2 separate regions of the Homo sapiens genome follow, and region 2 is linked to region 1. A link is an interaction called in ENCODE POLR2A ChIA-PET data of the cell type or tissue named here. Cell type or tissue: OCI-LY7. All regions are shown on one strand. Links, peaks and the distances in the headings refer to the core of each region. The heading gives the core; the rest is flanking DNA. Region 1 overlaps LINC00359 (long intergenic non-protein coding RNA 359). Region 2 has its middle 21 kb from the start of OXGR1.

Region 1 (4,407 bases), core at 331-4,330:
ATGGCCAACATTCCTAATGACCTGTGGGTATTTGGGGGTTCTCCATGTTCTCACCAGCAAGTCTGTCATCTGAGTCTTTAGAACAGCAGACACGATCAGCCTATTTAACCAGCTGATGGATGCCCATTGATTGATTTGATTTGATTTTAAAATAGAGGCTAAGATCACCTCAGAATGATAAAACAGATTTTAAGCTCACTCCCATACTTACCACGCTGTACCTTGGTTTCCCAGCCAATGCACTAAAATGATATGGCTCTGATGACTGGAGGAACACCAGGGTCGTTTGCCTCGTGGTGATTTAGATAAAATGACACAGACACACGTGGGATGGTTTTAAGGAGTGGAGAGTTTAATAGGCAAAAAAGAAGAAAGAAGCTCCCCCGTACAGAGACATAGGGAAGGGTGCTCCACGCTGAGAGAGGAAACTCCGAGAGGTGCAAAACAGTCAGTTATATTAGGAGGCTGGAGAAAGTGACGTCTGATTTGCATAGGGCCCAGGGGATTGGTTTGACCAGGTATGTCATTCACGTAGCCCACAAAAAAACTGGCCCTCCCACCCTTGCCTTTTAATAAGCAGGGTGCCATGATGTCCTGCAAAGTGAGGTTATCTGGGGGCGGCCATGATGCTTAGTACACAGGGTGACAAGGAGAAGAGGGCGGTAATTGCCATATTGGATGGACCCAGTTTCTAACGGCTGGTATTTGCATATTAAAGCTTGCTGGCCTGGCCCTTCAAGCCACTTTTCTACTAGACAAGAAACATTTCTGGAGCTGGTTTAAAAGAAAAAAAACCTAACCAAGGACCCCTTAAACTCTGTATCTGCCTAAAACAATTTCTTAATAACTCCTATAATACTATTAGCATTTACTTTGGGAGAAGTGATATTGTAATTAATACAGCAAGATCTTTACATTTGGGAAGAGAGTAGACACATTGACTAACTTTGGCTGTGTTAAATTTCAATGTGAGAACATCAAGGAAAAAAATCTCAAAAAATAAATTTAAAGAATTTAAAATCTAAGGCAATGGAAGGAAAATATGGAACAAGAAAAAGAGAGCATAGGAGGAGTAGCACAGAAGACATAGGTAAGTTAGTGTCAATATTATTTATCTTTAATTGGGTTAATAGATCACAAGTGTTTATTGTCTTAATAAACAAGCAAAGAAATAAATTAGGCAAAGGAAGACTTTGCATAGACCAGTGATGAGAATCTGTCATGAACCAAGGAGTATTATTAATCTAATTCTGTTTACCTGAGAGTTTTAAAAGATGAATAAATACATAAATGAATGAATAAATAAATATCAATTAACCCAAATGAAATCAAGAAAGAGGAGGGAAACAGAAGCATAAGAAACAAACAGAAGCCATAAAATAAGATAGAAGAATAAATACAAATATGTCAGTAATCACAATAAATGTAAAAACACTAAATGTTCCAGTTAAAAAATAAAGACTTTCAGACTACACCAAAAGTAGTATAATGTGTGCTCTTTTAAAGAGACAAATATAGAGTATAGACACATTGGTAGATTTTTGTCTGTAGATTTTAAGACACATTTAAAACAACTTACTAACTTATGAATAAATTTAAAAAATGGAACAGAGCTATAAGAAAGAAAGAAATAGAATTAGAAATTTCAGATATTCCAGTTAAGAAACACTAAGTCTATATGAACATGCAAGTAACTTCTATCAAAGATGCAAAAAGAGTCAAATTTCAGTTTTCCATAAAATATTATGAATGGAAACATGGATAATAGGCTAGCTTTTAACAAAAGCTGGAAAAAGAACAGTAGAAGGAAGAAAAACTTACGAGTTTTTATTGTATTACATACAATAAAATAAACACATTTTTAGGCACTGATGTAAAAAGTCCTAAAAAAGAAAAAAAGAAAAACTAAATCAATAATGCATTTTTAGCAGAAAACAATACAACATACCTAAAATGAGTTTTCAATTTCAGGAATGTAAGATTGGTTAAATATTAAAATCAATTTATGTAATTCCCCTTATTCATGAACTAAACAAGAAAACAATATAAGCTTCTTAATAAATAGGAAAATATTAATAAATTTGACATACACATTTGATACAAACTCTTAGCAAACTAGAAATAGAAGAGAACCTCCTTAGCCTACCTATCTACCAAGGAACCTCTAATAAATATAGTACTTAATTGTAAATCATCAACAGCCTTTCCTTAATATCAGAAACAAAATGACGATGTTCACTATTGTTATTTTTATTCAATGTTGTACAGAATTCCCTATCTTGGGGTCAGCAAACTGTGGCCCGTTAACCCAATCTAGTTTACTCTCTGTTGTTATATGGCCCACGAACTAAATGATTTTTTCATTTTTAAATGGTTGGAAAACAATCAAAAGAATATTTTTGACACATGAAAATTATACAACATTTAAATTTAACTGTCCATCAGTGATGTTTTATTTCCTTACGTATCATCTATTTTGATACTATAACTACAGACTTGTATACCTGCAACAGATACTGTATGGACCACAAAGCCTATCAGGCCCCTTACAGGAAGAGCTTGAAGACCATTGCTTTCGTTGGCAGAAAGACAACAAATTAATTAGTTAAAAAGTTAGTTTTGCTTTGGTATAGTTTACATACAATAAAATTAATCAACTTTAAATGTACCATTAATTGTGTTTTGAAAAATATACACAGCTGTGTAGTCAGCACCACAATCATGATATAGAACATTTTTTATCAGTCTAAAAAGTTCTACGTGCTCTTTTTCTGTGAGTTCTCTTCCCTCACATCCAGTCCCTGAGGATCTCTGATCTGTTCTCTTCATTTTCTAAAATTTTCTATAATGGTATACTGTGTCATCTTGTTTTTGAACTTCTTCCACTTAGCATAAAGCTTTAGAGATTTGTCAATTTTTTTTTTTTTTTGCTGTGTCAGTGATTCTTTCCTTTTTGTTGATGATTAGTATTCCATTTGTGCAGAAATGACTGAATTTATTTATACATTTCACCATATGAAGGGAACAGGTAGTTTCCACTTTTTGGCTGTTATACATAAATCTTCTATAAATATTTGAGTGCAAATCTTTGTGTGACTATATATTTTCCTTAGGGTAAATACCTAGAGATAAAATTGCTGGTTCACATGGTAAAGGTGTGTTTAGTTTTATTAGAAGCTGCCAAACTGCTTTCCAAGGTGGCTGTGCAATTTTCCATTCTCAACAGCAATGAATAAGCATTCTAGTTGCTTCATTCCTTTGCCAGCAGGTGGTACTGTAATTTTTTTTAAATGTTGCCATTCCAGTGGGTGTGTAGTGATAGCACGTTGTTGTAATTTGCATTTACCTGATGACTAAAAATGCTGCATCTTTTTTATATGCACATTGGCAATTTGTGTATCTTCTTTTGTAAAGTTTGCCTAATTATAAAGGGGTTATCTGTCTTTTATTATTGAATCTTAAGTATTCTTTATATATTATGGATATAAGTCTTTTATTAGATATATAGTTTGCAAATATTTCCTCCCAGTTTGTAACTTGATATTTCATTTGTCTAAAAATGTCTTTTAAAGAGCAAAAGGTTTTAATTTTGATAAAGTTCAGTTGATAGTATAGTTTGTGCTTTTTCTTCCCTGTAAGAAATCTCTTTGCCTAGTCAATGGTCACAAATATTTTCCACTGTTTTCTTCTAGAAATCTTACAGTTTTAGCTTTTACATTTAATTACATTTAATCAGCTCTTACATTTAATTATCGATTTTGGGTTGATTTTTTGCATGGTGTGAGGTAAGTGTCAAAGGCCCTTATTTGGCATATGGATATCAAATTGTTACCGCAACAATTTACATTATTTGTTTATCACTGAATTACCTAGTCATTTTTGTGAAAACTTAATGGTCTATAAGGGTCTATTTATTTATTTATAATGTATTTATTAACTGTCTATTCTGTTCTATTATTTAATACATCTATTTTTAGTCTAACATCACACTCACTACTGTAGTAATGAGTAGTGAGTGCGATGTAGTATGGTAAGTCATGAAATTACTTCACATCTTCCAGGTTTGTTCTTCTTTTTATAATTTGTTTTGAATAGTCTATGTCCTTTGGCTCTCCATATACATATTAGAATCATTTTATTAATTTCTCCAAAGAATGTGCTGACATTTTGGCTGAGATTGCATTTAACCAACAGGTCAAGTGAGAAGGAACAGTACTCTAGCAATATTTAGTCTTCCGACCCACAAACATGGTGTATCTTTCCATTTATTCAGGAATTCTTTAATTTCTTTCAGAAACTTTTTTGTAGTTTTCAGGATCCATGTCTATTACTCTATCCTGCCCAGAAATTGAAATGGCGAAAGTATAAGGCTGAAAGGCAGAAAAAAAATACAAAAGTTGTAAGACA
Region 2 (4,407 bases), core at 265-4,264, 51 kb before region 1:
GTTATTTACTATTTGAGTAACGTACATATAAGATTCTAACCAAAATGAGTGAGTAGGTCAGAAAACTGCCTAGAGGACCTGACATTTCTAGGATATTTTGAAATGGAAAAATAGGAGTTTACTAGTTGCTTTTGGCATGATGTAGGACAAGATTCAAACTCCAGTTGTACAAAGGCACAAAACAGACAAATGAACAACAAACTTGTATTACAGTCAACCATGCTAGTACAGCATGGCGATTAGATACATGAACCCTAGGGTGCAGAGCTGGGTTTGAATCCCAGCTCTTCCACTTAACAGCAATAACCTTAAGCAAGTAACCACATTTCTTTGTGACTCAGTTTTCTCATCTGTAAGGTGGGAATGAAGACAATCATATCTATATTATAGGGCTGTCAAGAGGATTAAATGAACTAATATGGACAAGTGCTTAGCATGGTCTCTGGCACATAGTAAGCACTCTCTGTGTATGATTAAGTAACACATATTTAAGAATTATTATTATTTAATGATTAAGTATTATTATTTTTAGTATCCTTATATATTTAAGTATTATTACTATTACATTTAGGTAGTGTTATGAAATGTTTCATATTAATCCTGAATGATTATCTGGAGAAGGAGTGGGAGTAAAATAAGTAAAATAAAGAACACTAAAAATATCAGTTACTTCATCATAGCCAACTTGATGGCAAAATGAATCTGCCAGGCAACCCTAAAATTTATAAACTTTATTCCAAAATTAAGAAGAAAAAAAATTTAGCTTTTGGTCAAGCAAAAATTTCGGATTTAGTTCTATTTCTACTAGCCATGGAATATACTGAAAAATTCAAGAGAAAAAGTAGAAAGTCATTTTTTTGCATTAGAACAGAGTCCTTTTAGGATTCCAAATGAATGGTTTTGTTTTCGAATTTTAAAATAGCTATACCTTAAAAATATTAACTAACAGGCATTAAATTACAGATTAAACATAAGAAGATCCCAAAAGCCAGCATATGTTAAGTGGCATCACTTAAATCACATTAATCAACAATTTACCTAATAAAAGAAACCACTGCAAGTGTGTTTCTAGAAAATGACAACAATAACCATGATTTGCCCTACGGTCAGTACATATTCAGACTAGACCTCTTTGTGTGTGTGTGTGTGTGTGTTTTTTTTTTTTTTTTTTTTTTTTGAGACGGAGTCTATACCTCTTCGTGTTTTTGTGGGTTTTTTTGTTGTTTGTTTTGTTTTGTTTTGTTTTTGAGACGGAGCCTTGCTCTGTCACCCAAGCTGGAGTGCAGTGGCACGATCTCGGCTCACTGCAAGCTCCGCCTCCTGAGTTCACGCCATTCTCCTGCCTCTGCCTCCGGAGTAGCTGGGACTACAGGCGCCTGCCAACACGCCCGGCTAATTTTTTGTATTTTTTAGTAGAGACAGGGTTTCACGGTGTTAGCCAGGATGGTCTCGATCTCCTGACCTCGTGATCCGCCCGCCTCGGCCTCCCAAAGTGCTGGGACTACAGGCGTGAGCCACCCGTGCCCAGCCCTCTTTGTAGTTTTAAAAGGTAAGTTTGCACATGCCGTCAGGCCACAGTATGGCAGAGGTACACAGATTCGCAGAGAAACAGAGCAGCAACGTGTCAACACTTTTTCTGTATCAACCATATGGGGATTTTTTTTTTTTTATATTCTTAAGTTTTTATCAAACATATGCACCAGCAAAATTAGCAGAATTCTACTTCTCCATGTTGTCCAATGGAGTAATTCAGGTCAGTTTCATAATCATATTGAAAGACTAAACTCATATAAGAGGGCAGAAACAGATAAAATGTTATACATTTAAATGTTTCAGTCAGATTTGAAGTTGTTTTAAGTAAAACAACAACAACAAAAAAGGCAGCCTATCAAAAAATGCTTGCCTCATCAAAAAACTCAATACATTTTAATCTGCTCCAAGGACAGACTCGAACAACTTACTGATAAACTAAAATTAGTTCATTTGTAAACAATATGTGGATAAAAGTATTGATATTGGATGAAACAATATCAATATATTTGTAAGGAATTTCAAGGTAAAATACCAAAATGTGTTAATTTGTTGTTTGCTCCTAATTAAACTCATTTTCAAACGGGATTTTAAAAAGGGAAATAGGTATCTACAGATGGGGCCCATCTATGACCACAAAACCCACATCAAAACACTCCAGCAGTCAGTGATTCAACCATCAGAAAATCTCTCTCTTGATTTTTTCAGAATATCCAATGACTAGTAAAAATAAAATGATTTGTGAAGACTTTTTAAAAGCAAGCTAAAATATCGCGGGTGAGACGCTCAGCTACACTCAGGCTGCCAGTTTCCCTGCATATCCAGGCCAGCCCTGAAGATGCCAAAAGAGAAACAGGAGATTGATAGAAGATACAAATACAACAGATGCAGAATTAAAACAGGGAAATAACTACAAATAAACAGAAATTATAAATGTGTGTGTGTATGTGTGTGTGTGGCTATACAACTAAGTCGCGATAAACTTTAAAACCTAGGTGAAAAAGATAAATTTCTAGCAAAAACAATTTTAAAAAATTGAAGTAGAAAACACAAATGAACTAAAAACCATCTTAAAAAATTGACATTGTAATAACCAAAAAGCCCAGGCCAAAAATGTGGTACGAATGCATCCTAGCAAGCTTTTAAGAAACAGCTAATCATTTCCTTCTGCTAATAGAAGTCAGGCATTATTTTTCTGGGCAATGCAGCCATTTTGAATCTCTGCTAGAAATAACAAACAATATAAAGTAGAACTCATACTGAAAGATCACTCCAATTTTTCCTCCAGCTGGTTTTTAGATCTGAGGGTCTAACACCAGCTGGGCTTGTGTTTCCTTTACTCACACCTGGTCCATTCGAAGGGCAAGTCTTTGGCCATGCCCTACACTAGCTCCTGAGCCAACCAAAACCAAAAGATGAGTCCACAACCTTCTGCATCCACCAAGTTTTATTCAGGTACAGTTATTACTGCAGATAGACATGCTGAGAAGTTTCTTAGCAGGAGGATTTTATGGAATCCTAGTTATTTCAACAAACTTTACTTATGTATAGTACCAGCTCAGTCTAATTTTCAAAATGTACAGCAGCAAGAATCATTTTCCCACCTTGAGACTGCTGAGTCCTTGCTAATTCACAGGTGGATCAATATGGTTGATTTTCAAGTGGCTTTTAATATGAAACACACAAATCAGCTATACCTACATACAGCTGTGGCCCACAAAAGATGTGTCCTAAACTCTTGAACCAGGCAATTTTCTTATTATAGAATTGTCCTTGGACCCAATCCATCCAGATATATGAGCTAATACTGTGTTGTTACTATCTGTTAAGATGCTTTTGAAGTTATAAACACTTATTCATTCCACTATTTTTTCTATGGCCAGCTACAGATTAAACAGAGCTCAAGACTCGAGAGAGAAATGGATGAACAAGACTGTCTTAGTCTGTTCTCATGCTGCTAATGAAGACATACCCAAGACTGGGAAATTTATAAAGGAAAGAGGTTTAATGGACTCACAGTTCCATATAGCTGGGGAGGCCTCACAATCATGGCGGAAGGTGAATGAGGAGCAAAGTAACATTTTACACGGCGGTAGGCAAGAGAGGATGTGCAGGGGAACTCCCCTTTATAAAACCACCAGATCTTGTGAGACTTATTGATTATCACAAGAACAGCACAGGAAAAACCTGCCTCCATGATTCAATTGCCTCCCATTGGGTCCCTCCCACAACACATGGGGATTACTATAATTCAAGGTGAGATTTGGGTGGGGACACAGAGCTGAACCATATCAAAGACAGACAAGTTTCTTTCTGTTATAGAATTTGTATTCTAGTGAAAGAAGGCAATTAAACATATAAGAAATGACTCAATTTCTAATAATACCTAAAATGAGGGGGAAAAAAACCCAGGGTGATGGGGGTTGCTGGGAAAGCTAGATAAAGCACTGTTGGAAGACTTCTTGGAAGAGTTGACATTTGAACCAAAGCTGAATGTTAAATAGGTGTGAGTCTGGGAAGATCAGACAGGGGAATCAAAAAGCTAAAGCCCTAAATTTGAAATCAGCTTTCTGTGTTCCATAAACATCAACAAGGCCAGTGTGCCTGCAGGTGGTGAAGGAGGAAAAGAGGAAGAGGAAACAATTTCACAGAGGTAGGTGTTCATGCAATAACATAGGGCTTTGTGAGCCAAAGTCATAAGTGCTGTGAAAAATTGGGATTCTACTCTGTGTTTTAGTGCTAATGCGTTTTAAAAACAATTTATTATGGCTTGCAAATTATTACAAGGAAAAAATACTACTTAGGTCTGTTTCTAGTTTTAAAAGAATCTGCATAGTCCTTTTATGGTGTTGGTTTCATTAGAGATAGATGAGGGAG

Evidence for each region. ChIA-PET counts read pairs that join two places held together with the same protein. Peaks named below come from ENCODE experiments on the same cell type or tissue, not always from the same donor. Only the 100,000 strongest peaks of a DNase experiment are listed, where the experiment ranks them.
Region 2: POLR2A ChIA-PET joins it to region 1 with 5 read pairs; 3 of 35 experiments call an interaction of 5 or more read pairs at or near these places.

Annotation. Positions count from the first base shown.
Region 1 is chr13:96,962,806-96,967,212 of GRCh38, reverse strand. All of the region lies in intron 1 of LINC00359 (long intergenic non-protein coding RNA 359), which reads left to right. Among named protein-coding and RNA genes, the nearest start is that of LINC00359, 19 kb to the left of the region's middle. In OCI-LY7, for the core only: CTCF peaks have their summits at 3,066 and 3,273 (motif pointing right); no DNase peak of the experiment used is centred there.
Region 2 is chr13:97,013,645-97,018,051 of GRCh38, reverse strand. No RefSeq gene overlaps it. Among named protein-coding and RNA genes, the nearest start is that of OXGR1, 21 kb to the right of the region's middle. In OCI-LY7, for the core only: no CTCF peak of the experiment used is centred there; DNase peaks (open chromatin) are centred at 2,181 and 4,151; H3K4me3 peaks cover 1,356 bases; H3K27ac peaks cover 1,467 bases.